4 separate regions of the Homo sapiens genome follow, and regions 1, 3 and 4 are each linked to region 2. The links are chromatin contacts, found by Hi-C or POLR2A ChIA-PET in ENCODE. All regions are on one chromosome and are shown on one strand. The core of a region is the stretch at or near the end of the contact, and the rest is flanking DNA. Distances in the headings are between cores, read along the strand shown. Region 1 has its middle 72 kb from the start of MIR492. Region 2 holds the start of CEP83 (centrosomal protein 83). Region 3 has its middle 41 kb from the start of MIR492. Region 4 has its middle 16 kb from the start of MIR492.

The links. A loop is a pair of places that touch in the nucleus more often than their neighbours do. ChIA-PET counts read pairs that join two places held with the same protein, here RNA polymerase II (POLR2A). Pooled maps may share reads with other maps.
Region 1: a map of chondrocyte shows a loop between it and region 2 (2.1-fold over the local background). The contact joins the enhancer-like site here to the promoter of CEP83 in region 2. A Hi-C loop is called at or near these places in 1 of 168 maps with a recorded cell type or tissue (chondrocyte), 1 of 37 single-sample maps with no recorded cell type and 9 of 50 pooled maps.
Region 3: a map with no recorded cell type shows a loop between it and region 2 (8-fold over the local background). The contact joins the enhancer-like site here to the promoter of CEP83 in region 2. A Hi-C loop is called at or near these places in 10 of 37 single-sample maps with no recorded cell type and 6 of 50 pooled maps.
Region 4: a loop to region 2 is called in a pooled map, with 4 times the contacts of the local background. The contact joins the enhancer-like site here to the promoter of CEP83 in region 2. A Hi-C loop is called at or near these places in 2 of 37 single-sample maps with no recorded cell type and 3 of 50 pooled maps. POLR2A ChIA-PET finds 5 or more read pairs at or near these places in 1 of 52 experiments (GM10248).

The regions. Positions count from the first base shown.
Region 1 is chr12:94,761,417-94,764,116 of GRCh38, forward strand. No RefSeq gene overlaps it. Among named protein-coding and RNA genes, the nearest start is that of MIR492, 72 kb to the right of the region's middle. RefSeq lists a silencer at 1,103-1,152 and an enhancer at 1,473-1,532. Within about 2 kb of position 1,340, at least 7 of the 41 ENCODE cell types and tissues checked have a DNase peak (open chromatin) inside an H3K27ac peak, as active enhancers do.
Region 2 is chr12:94,458,443-94,461,142 of GRCh38, forward strand. CEP83 (centrosomal protein 83) reads right to left here and starts at 1,425. Exons shown (of 17, transcript NM_016122.3): 1 at 1,115-1,425. CEP83-DT (CEP83 divergent transcript) reads left to right here and starts at 1,561. Exons shown (of 1, transcript NR_027035.1): 1 at 1,561-2,700. RefSeq lists an enhancer at 1,842-1,891.
Region 3 is chr12:94,873,807-94,876,506 of GRCh38, forward strand. No RefSeq gene overlaps it. Among named protein-coding and RNA genes, the nearest start is that of MIR492, 41 kb to the left of the region's middle. RefSeq lists silencers at 1-118, 129-228. Within about 2 kb of position 1,290, at least 3 of the 41 ENCODE cell types and tissues checked have a DNase peak (open chromatin) inside an H3K27ac peak, as active enhancers do.
Region 4 is chr12:94,816,799-94,819,518 of GRCh38, forward strand. No RefSeq gene overlaps it. Among named protein-coding and RNA genes, the nearest start is that of MIR492, 16 kb to the right of the region's middle. RefSeq lists an enhancer at 1,243-1,762. Within about 2 kb of position 1,398, at least 3 of the 41 ENCODE cell types and tissues checked have a DNase peak (open chromatin) inside an H3K27ac peak, as active enhancers do.

The sequences.
Region 1 (2,700 bases), core at 90-2,589, 300 kb after region 2:
TATAGGTGTATGAGTCTTAATTTATACTCTAGGGGCAGTTGCTTAGCATTTGAAAGACTTTAACAAAAAATTGGTATTTCCAAAAAAATTGGCTATTATAAGGCTTCGGCTGCCTTTATCTTTAATAAACATCAGACGGTTTGTTAATAAGCATAGTGGATATTAGAAATTATTTTGGATGAAAATAGGTGTTCAAAATACAGTTATGCACTGCTTAACTACGTTTCAGTCAATGGACTGTGTAGAAACAATGGTGGCTCCTTAAGATTATAATGGAGCTGACAAATTCCCATCCTCCTCTAGTGACTCACAGCCGTCATAATGCTGCAGCGTAATACATTACTCATGTGTTTGTGGTGTTGCTGGTGGAAACCAACCTACTACTCTTCCATTTGTGTAAAGTGTAGCACATACAGCTATGTACAGTACATAATACCTGATAATAAAACAACTATGTTACCAGTGTATGTATTTACTATGCTATACTTTTTATTGTTATTTTAGAGTGTACTCCTTCTACTTATGAAAAAAAGAGGTTAACTGTAAAACAGCTTCAGGCAGGTCCTTCAGGAGATATTCCAGAAGAAGGCATTGTTATCATAGGAAATGACAGCTTCAAATGTGTTATTGCCCCTGAAGACCTCCCAGTGGGACAAGACGTGGAGGTGGAAGACAGTGAAACTGATGATCCTGACCCCGTGTAGGCCAAGGCTAATGTGTGTGTTCGTGTCTTAGTTTATAACAAAAAATTGAAACAGTAAAAATATAAATAATAGAAAAAAGCTTACAGAATAAGGATATAAAGAAACTATTTTTTGTATAGCTATCCAATATATTTGTGTCCTAAGTGTTATTATGAACGTGTCAAAAGTTTCTTAAAATTTATTTTTAAAGTTACAGTAAGTTAAGGTTTATTATTAAAGAAAAAATTTTAAATGAATATAGTGTAGTCTTAGTATACAGCGTTTAAAGTTTACACTTGTGTGAGTGGTCACATTCACTTACCACTCACTGATTCACCCAGGGCAACTTCCAGTCCTATAAACTCCCTTCATGGTAAATGCCCTATACAGGTGTGCCATTTTTAATCTTTTATAACCCACTGTGTTTTTACTGTACCTTTTCTGTTTAGATATGTGTAAATACACAAATACCACCATGTTACAACTGCCTATTCAGTATGGTAACACTTTGTATTGGTTTTTAGCCTAGGAGCAACAGGCTACAGCATATAGTGTAGGTGTGTAGTAGGCTATGCCATCTAGGTTTGTATAAGTACACTATGATGTTTACACAATGACAAAATTGACTAACGATACATTTCTCAGACCATATCCCTGTTGTTAAGCAATGCACGACAGTGCAGTAAGGGCTCACTTCATGTCATCAACAGGAAACTGCAACTTTCAGTGAAACAACATATAGTGAAACTGATTTTGCCACAGGCTAATTGAGATCAACAAGAGCTAAGTTCTTATGGCATATTTCTGATCACAAAAAAAATCACAAAACTTCTAAATAAAAACCAAAACATTTATAATATTAAACACTGAAATACATGTGAGCTATACATACATTTAAGTAAGGTTAATAAACACAAGGAAGATAATTATTTGCCCAGTTATTCCTGTTTCAGGGTCAAGGGTAGCTGGAGCCTGTCCCGGCAGCTGAGGCTGCAACATTGGGACCCATCCTGGACAGGATACATCCCCTAGCAGGGTGCACTCAGACCCACACCCCCACCACACACACCCCTGCCACACACACACACACACACACGCTCTCTCTCTCTCACTCAGGCTGGGACCACATGCCAGTTAACCAAACATGTACATCTCTGCGATGTAGGAGGAAATTGGGAGACCTGGAGAAAACCCATGCAGATGTGGGAGGATGTGCAAACTCCACACAGACAGGGGCCCCAGCCAGGAACAGACTTTCTCATCAAGGTGATCATGAAATGACACCGATTGAAATGACATCATTTGAGGACTTGCTGTATATGGATCAGCTGGAAATGCTGTACAGGCCACTCCGCCTTCTTATGACCAGGGTGTGAGAATTCAGCAACGCCAGCAGCCTCCATCCCTCCAGTCTTACGTTATGGAGGATTCTGTGGCCTGCGTGACTCTAAGTAAAGTTAGCTCAATGCTATGGCTACAACACTGCTGCTGCACAGGCCACAGGAGAGCCTTTCATGCAAGGTGTTTGTCTAAGCGGCTGAAAGCTGGGAGCTTGGGCCTCTCCAGCGCAGTTTACAGCACAGGCTGTGTGCCTGCTTGGTCATGCATGTTTGTCCCCGTAGCAGGATTGGTTTGAGAACTGCTCTTGCTTTCTCCTTTCACCCTTACAGAGGTTGTGGAGTAGAGATCTGTCATCACTGGAGGCTCCTGGTATCAACCATACATAACCTATTAGCTGTGAACCACTAAACTGGCTTAGGTCAGTTTACCACAAAGGCTGTGTATGCCTGAACTTCAGCAGTGATTATCTACAGATGGTGGGATTATACAATTCCAACCCCCACCCCCCAACTCCCTTTGTGCTTATCTGTTTTCTAATTCTTCCTATAATATGTATGTATTTGTACAAGGTGGGTGGGTCACTTGAGGTCAGGAGTTCAAAACCAGTCTGGCCAACATGGTGGAACCCTGTATCTACTAAAAATACAAAAAAAATTAGCGGGGTGTGGTGGCAGGT
Region 2 (2,700 bases), core at 175-2,674:
ATTTAAAGCATTCTGGCCTGGTGCGGTGGCTCACACCTGTAATCCCAGCACTTTGGGAGGCCGAGGTGGGCGGATCACCTGAGGTCGGGAGTTTGAGACCAGCCTGGCCAACATGGTGAAACCCCATCTCTACTAAAATAAAAAAATTAGCCGGGCATGGTGGCACGCACCTGTAATCCCAGCTACTCGGGAGGCTGAGGCAGGAGAATCGCTTGAACCCAGGAGGCGGAGGTTGCAGTGAGCCGAGATCGCGCTACTGCACTCCAGCCTGGGCGACAGAGTGAGACTCAGTCATAAATAAATAAATAAAGCATTCTAACAATTCTGAACAAACTGAGTTTGAAATCAAACCTCAATACAAAAGGTGAGTATTAATTCTAACCACTTACAGGCTAAATTCATAAATATGGAAAATTCTAAATCCAGGTAACTGTAGGATAGATACCTTTAATTGTGTTTTAGTTAAATGTCAGACTTGTTTACAGACATGTTGCTTGGTAACAGAAGCACTGCTTTAACAACCCACTCTGTTTTAGAGCTGCTTAAAGTCTGAACAGATTATGAAGTATATATCATATACACGAAATTCAGACAAGTCTTTCCTTATCCTAGAGATCTGTAAGATTTGAAAGAGCTTCCTCATTTCAGCTAACTAAAGGCTTTACAAATACTTAGCAGTGGATATTCTTAAGAGCAAAATGCCCATTGATTATGGTCAAAAGTTGGACACTGAGGATTAACCAAAGTATTTAAACCCAGCATATGCTAACATATTTTAGGTGTTTATCTCAGTAATGACAGTCGACATCACTGTTCATTCAAATTGTCTTCAAAGCCAAGGAAAATGGTAGCATAGCTTTTTCATCGTAAATTAAGCTGGAGGTACTTAAACGTCTGGCCAATTACCAAACTGGCTACACAACCACCAAGCCAGAGTGCATCCAAAAGCTCCATGAAGAGTTTCACGTGCGTCTCTCTGCCTACTTTTCTAGCACGAGCTTCCACTACTTTAACAGGAAAATAAAAAAAGGATTCAAGGGCAGTTTGTGGAGGGACAAAATGAGTATTCCAAAATACAAACAAGACACCGTCCCCAGAAAGAGAGGTTACATACCAGACGCACGCACGCTCCTTGCAACCCGCACACGGAAAACTTAAGTGACCGCAGTTCTGGCCGCGCTCGCCACCGGGGACACCTCCACAGCTCCAACCACAGGCACCCACTCAACTCCGCTTACGGAGGCATTGGGACTAAGGGTTACGGTCCTACAGCGGGGTGTCGGCCCAGCGAGAGGAAGAGGGCCGAACGGACCCCTCGGGCTCCCGTCCCTAGGGAAATGTGAAGTATCCCGGGAGAGGTCCGAGGGCGGCGGCGGCGGCGGTGAAAAGCCCCACTCCTCCGCGTGGACCGGGATCCTCAGGGGTGCGGCGCCACCCCACGTGCTGACGTATGGCCCAGAAGCCGCCTCATCGCACCGCCCCACCAGCCTGGAGGAGCGGGCTCTGTCCCTTGGCCCAGCGGCACGCGAAGCAGGAAGTCCCACCCCCCACGCCGACGTCACCCACGCCACCGACGCCGGTTGCTGCCGGAGCCGTTAGAGGGAGGAGACAAACGAACCGAGGCGGGAGCGGCCACGGGTGACAGCGGCAGCGGCGGGGCCGGGCTGCGCTCCCGAAGGCGTTCCTGGAGGGCCCTGGGATGGACTCAGAGATCCCCAGAGCCCCAGGGGACGGAAAATCTAGCCCCGGGCACTTGCCTTGGAGTCTGAGTGATGCGCGTCGTTGGAGCGCGAAGCCGGTCTCCCTAGCCTCCGCCCGACACAGCGTCTCCAGGGGTTTTCCTCCTTTTCGCGCCTCTCCTTCCCTCTTCCCCACACCATTTGAGAGCCTCAAATGGTAGTCCTGCCGCCACCTCTCTCCCTTCGCCAGCCTGCCATCGTCCCCATGGGTGCAGATATGCGCTCCCGAAGCCGCCTGCCTGCCGCGTCTGCCTCGGGCATCAGCCCACGAGTGGGGAGTCGGCTCAGCTTGCCACGAGGGAACCTCGGGTTAGGACCAATCGCCCGGGAGAGAGCCCTCCTCGCCCCCGCACCTCCTGCTCCAAGTCTCCTGTCCTGGTTATCCCAAGTTCAGGGCCCACCTGGGGTCACATGGGGAACTACTTGTCTTAAGGCTGTAAACAATAGTTGGAAGAGGAGTTGCTAGCTTTTGAGAACTTCCATGATCATCCAAAGTCTGAAACAAAGTAGGCGGTCAGCCTTTCAAAATACGTGTTGGAAGAAACAGACACCTTCCCATCCCCAGCGTTTGTTCAGTGCCTTGGTTGGGCTTTGATTCTCACTGCTTTGTGAAGTACAGCTTATTTTTACCCCCAAGATTATGATTTTCAGGCTGTAGTTATTATTGGACAACTGAGAGGTGATTTTGTTGTTGTTGAAATGAGGGAAAACGGGCCATTAGAAAGGACCGTGTCTCTTAAGAGGAGGGAAAAAAAGGACAGCGAGTTGGTAATGGAATGTTGCTGGATGGATTACATAGATGAGACATGGGAGATAGAATAGAGAATCCAGAAATTCTCATGTATGTGTGCGTGTTTAGTATAATAACAGTAGCTCACATTTGCTGAGCATTTGTGTGGCAAGTACTGGAGTACTTTTTCAGGTTATCTTATTTAACTCTAACATTTCTGTAAGGTAGGTG
Region 3 (2,700 bases), core at 40-2,539, 420 kb after region 2:
CGCGGGGTCCCCGGGGCTCTCCCGGGCTGCGGCGGAGGCGCGGAGCCGGCCAAGGGCGCACTGAGCTCGCGGAGCTCCGGGGCCCCGGGGCCTTTCTGCCGCCGTCGCAGCGTCCCCGCCTCCTCGGGCCGCTTCGCCCCTCTCCTCTTCCTCGAGTTCTGGCCCCACCAGGAGCGGAGCGAGTCTCCGATGCCTGCCCCGCGGCCCCCAGAACTGAGCTGGAGAAGCTTTGGGGTGAAAGCTGGGCCCACCCTACAGGGACCCCAAGTTTGCGGAGCAAGAGTGGATTGGCGGAGAGCGCAGATGGCAATTCTCACCCGCCTTAAAAGTACCACCTTAAAATTCTCCCCATGGGATGGGAAGGTGGCCCGCTAATGTCCGTTCCTACTCTTCGTTTTCTTTTTAATTTTTCAGACAGGGTCTCGCTCTGTCCCCCAGGCTGAGCGCAGGGGCGCGATTTCGGCTCACTGCAGCCTTGCGATTCTCCCAGGCTCAAGCGATCCTCCCGCCTCAGCCTTCCCAGTAGCTGGGACCACAGGCGAGTGCTCCACTACGCCCGGCTAATTTTTGTATTTTTATTCTTTTGTAGAGACTGGTGTCTCGCCATTTTGCCCAGGCTGGTCTCGAACTCCTGGCCTCAAGCGACCCTCCAGCCTCGGCCTCCCAAAGTGCTGGGATGAGAGGTGTGAGCCAGTGCGTCGGCCCTTTACCATTCTTTAGATTCTGCGATTGTTTTTTGAAAGTCCTGAGCATTCATAAAGCTTTCCGAGGAGGGGTGGGAAGAGAGTTAAGAGCGGTAAACAGCAGATCCACCCGGGGCTGGAGGAAACACCGTGGAACAGAGACCGTCTGGTCTCATTCAGGTGAAGGAGCTCGGCAGGGGAAGAGGTCAGCATCCCCATTCCAGCGAAACCCACGGGTTTTCCTAGCAGTCCCCTGTGTGCACAGCTTTCTCTTCACAATCGACCTCCACCCCAACTTTTCCAAACAACACGGGAGCCCATCCCCAAATGCTAATGCTTCTGCGGGAAAAAAATGAGAAGGGGGAAAAATGTATTCCCCAGATCATGAAAACGCTGCACACCCTTGAGCTCAGAATGCAGGATCTAAATCCGCAAGAACAGGATGGAATGATGTGGGAAGGTCTTCCAGGAAGAAATCTGATTTTATTCTGCTTCGACTGCTGAACAAAGTAAATCAAATAGCACGGAACTCAAGGCAGCCTGAATTTTGTGTAGAAAAAAATATCTCTTGTTTGTCAGAGGATCCTTTGAAAAGCATCCAAGGACGCTTGTGTTTCCAAAGCGGCTGTGACAGGTATGCAGGCAGACAGCAGTGGGAATGCAAAGGCTTGTGCCGGGTAAACACTTCTCATGAGTGTTTCAGCTTTGGCATTGCCTTTATGCCAGTTATTCTGGCAGATCACCACTGCCAAAGAAATACCTTTATAATTTTCTAACATTGATTGTCAGCAGCACTATAGAGACCGTAATATTACACGAAGTACCTTAATGATCTAATGAATAAAAACATTTTGTCTGGATTTCTCTTTGGTGCCTATCAGCACAGATAGGGGGAGGAGTGACTGATGTGTGAGGGGGAAATGTAAGAAACGACAATTAATGACACTTGCTATGTCCCTTTTTTACTTTATCTTATGATCTGTATGCAGTGGGTTTTTTCCTCCCTGGATATATAATCTCTTCTGATTGAGCTTTTATGTTTTTGCCTTTCTTTGGGAAAATAACAATGTTAGTAAGTGTACTTCTGAGCCATACCTGTCTTATCATTTCAATCCACACAACTCTATGAAGTACGTACTGGGATATTATGGTTTTTTTAGAGGGAGATACTCGAGCTCAGAGAGGGCAGGTCATTTGCCCGAGATCATACAGCTTGTTAGTGGCACAGCCTGGATTTCAACTCAGGCAGTCTGACACGAGGACCCTCTCACTTAATGCCCATGCAATACTGCCCTCCTCTGCTTCATAGAAAAGGTGCAACTGTGTAAAGGTGTTCCTGGAAGTAAAAACGTGAGCTTTTGTCATAGATTAGTCACTTGACATCTCAGAGCCTTAGCTTCCTCATCAGTAAAATGACAACTTGGACTAAATAGATGCATTAAAGGCCTAGCCAGAAGTAAAGTTCAAGATTTAGAGTATTACTATGTGAGTATTAGAGTATCAGTATTCTTGCTCAGCATTGTAAGAAATCTTAACCTGGAGATACAGTGTTAGCCACTTCATTGGTTTGTGTGATCTCACCACAGCGCCTTGTTTTAACACTACTTGTGCTGCTTTCTACAACATTACCTCTTCCTGCTCCTTCTAATTAATACTCTTTGCTTTGCAAATGTGATATCTAATCAATTTAATGTTCTTTTTTTTTTTTTCTTTTCTTTGAGACGGAGTCTTGCTCTGTCGTGCCCAGTCTGGAGTGCAGTGGCGCGATCTCGGCTCACTGCTACTTCTGCCTCCTGGGTTTGAGCAATTCTCCCACTTCAGTCTCCCAAGTAGCTGGGACTACAGGCACCCACCACCACACCCAGCTAATTTTTTATATTTTTAGTAGAGGCAGGATTTTACCATATTGGCCAGGCTGGTCTTGAACTTCCAACGTCAGGTGATCCACCTACCTCGGCCTCCCAAAGTGTTGGAATTACAGACGTGAGCCACCGAGCCCGTCCTAATGTTCATTTCT
Region 4 (2,720 bases), core at 148-2,647, 360 kb after region 2:
CAGGCAAATCACTTGAGGCCAGGAGTTCAAGACCAGCCTGGCCAACATAGTGAAAACCCATCTCTGCTAAAAATACAAAGATTAGCCGGGTGTGGTGGCTGGGGCCTGGAACCCCACCTACTTAGGAGGCTGAGGCACAAGAATTGCTTGAACCTGGGAGGCGGGCCATGAGCCTAGATCGCACCACTGCACTCCAGCTTGGATCACAGAGCGAGACTGTCTCAAAAAAAAAAAAAAAAAAAAAAAAAAAAGAAAGAACTTACTGTAAAATCTGCTTTGCTTTGTTACTCACTCTTATGAATACAGAGCCAATCACTGGTTCTAGCCTCACTATTATGCTATATTAAGGGAGGAGACCACCCCTCATATTGTCTTACACCCAATTTCTGCCTCCAAATAAAGAAGTAAAAACTAAAAGGCAGAAATGAAATCCACAGGCAGACAGCCCAGCGCTGAGCCCTGGGCCTGGTAGTTAAAGATCGACCCCTAACCTAAGCGGTTATGTCATCTATAGATTCCAGACATTATATGGAAAAGCATTGTGAAAATCCCTGTCCTGTTCCGTTCTGATTACCAGTGCATGCAGCCCCCAGTCACGTACTCCCAGCTTGCTCAATCGATCACGATCCTCTCACGCGGACCCCCTTAGAGTTGTAAGCCCTTAAAAGGGACAGGAATTGCTCACTTGGGGAGCTCAGTTGTTGGAGACGTGAGTCTTGCCGACGCTCCCAGCCGAATAAAGCCCTTCCTTAACTCGGTGTCTGAGGGGTTTTGTCTGCAGCTCGTCCTGCTACAATATTACTGTATATATGTAAAATATGCTATATTACTATATTTTCTCATTTATAAAGTGGGAGTAAAAATAACAGCTACCTCATTGCATTTTTGTGAGGATTAAATTAGTTAACACATGTATAATAGTTATGGGACATAGTGACCACTTAAGAAATGTTAGCTAGTATTATTGTTGTTGTTACCAGGCACTGTTCTGGCTAACATTCTATTAGACCAAGTTAAATATTAGTTCATTTAGTTAATCTGCCCAGAAAAGTATTAATAGAAGCAAGTTGCCCATATAACCTGTCCCCTTGACAACAAAATTTGCCTTCTGAAAGCCATTAATGGATTCTCAAGGTACAAGAATTGCCTATGAATTGTTTACTTTTTAGAATATGATTTCCCCTTGAGGCAGAATATATATTTAACAGGTCCTAAATGTATACCAGAAAGAACTGAATCGCCAGCTTCACTAACAGGTTTCTCTAAAAAGAAAATCAGACAGCAATTTTACCTTCTGTTCAGGCCAGATGATGTTCCTAATCCTGCAAGGTCTGGGGTACTTTCATCTGATAAGAGCCCATGAGCTTCTGAGAGCTTCAAATGACTACTACTTAGGTTAAAAATAAGCACCGAGAAACAAAAACTGAGAAACAAAAGCAGAAGTATTTCTAAAATTGCTCTCTTCGCACTGTCTCGCTGCGGGTACTTTCCTGTCTCTCAGATCACTGACCTTCAGTCCAGCAATTTCCAGTGTCCTGCAGGCTGCTGATCCCAAGATGCTCAGCCACACAAAGGTGTTGCGGCCAAGTAAGGTTGGGGAACCCATACTATACTCCCTTTTGCCACAATACCTTTTTAACCAGACTCCTTTTGTGATAGTAGGTAGCTAGTTAGACCTGAGCAGGGCAGAAGAGGGCTCCCCTGCCCCACTCCAGGAGTGTCAGGCAACCACTGAGGTCAGGCAGTTGTTAACTGTCTCTCTAAAATAATAATTGGGCCGGGCACGGTGGCTCACACCTGTAATCCCAGCACTTTGGGAGGCTGAGGCAGGCGGATCTCTTGAGGTCTGGAGTTTGAGACCAGCTTGGCCAACACAGTGAAACCCCATCTCTAATAAAAATACAAAAATTGGCAGGGCATGGTTGCGGGCACCTGTAATCCCAGCTTCCCCGGGAGCCTGAGGCAGGAGAATCGCTTGAACCTGGGAGGCGGAGGTTGCAGTGAGCCGAGATCGCACCACTGCACTCCAGCCTAGGCTACAGAGCGAGAATCTAAATAAAAGAATAAAATAAAATAAAATAATAATTGGTCACAGCCAGCACCAGAGAAAGGCAGTCTCCCAATAGATAGAAACACCTGAAGCTGGGAATCAGCAGTTTCCTGATAAGATCTCAGGAGTTGGGCCAGTGGGCTCAAGCAAAAAAGAGGCAAAATGGCAAAGTTTAACTGGTATATGACCTTCTAGGAACATTCAACTGGTAAGAGAAGAATGCCTCGAGTGAGCATGCGTACAACTCCAGTAAACATACCGTGCATGCATCACTCCTAAGTGCTGGCAGCCACTGCGGATGCGGAGAGCCCACCCAAGGGAAGAATCAGGAGACAAGGGACACAAGCTCCTGGAAATATGACAACATATAAAATCCCAAGTCAATGGGGAATCCATGCACTTGATCTCTCCAGTCACCCCCTTGGCCCTCTTCCAAGTTCACTTCCTTTCATTCCTGCTGTAAAGCTTTTGAATAAACTTTCATTCCTCTAAAACTTGCCTTGGTCTCTGTGTCAAATATTTTCTTCTGAAGAGGGAAGAATTGAGGTTGCTGCAGACCTGTATGGACTCACCACTGCTAACACCTTTTTCAAGGAATATCTACTAGAATCTAGGTGTTGGAAATGCTGAAATAGTCTAAACTAACCAATTATTTCCACCTTAAAATGAC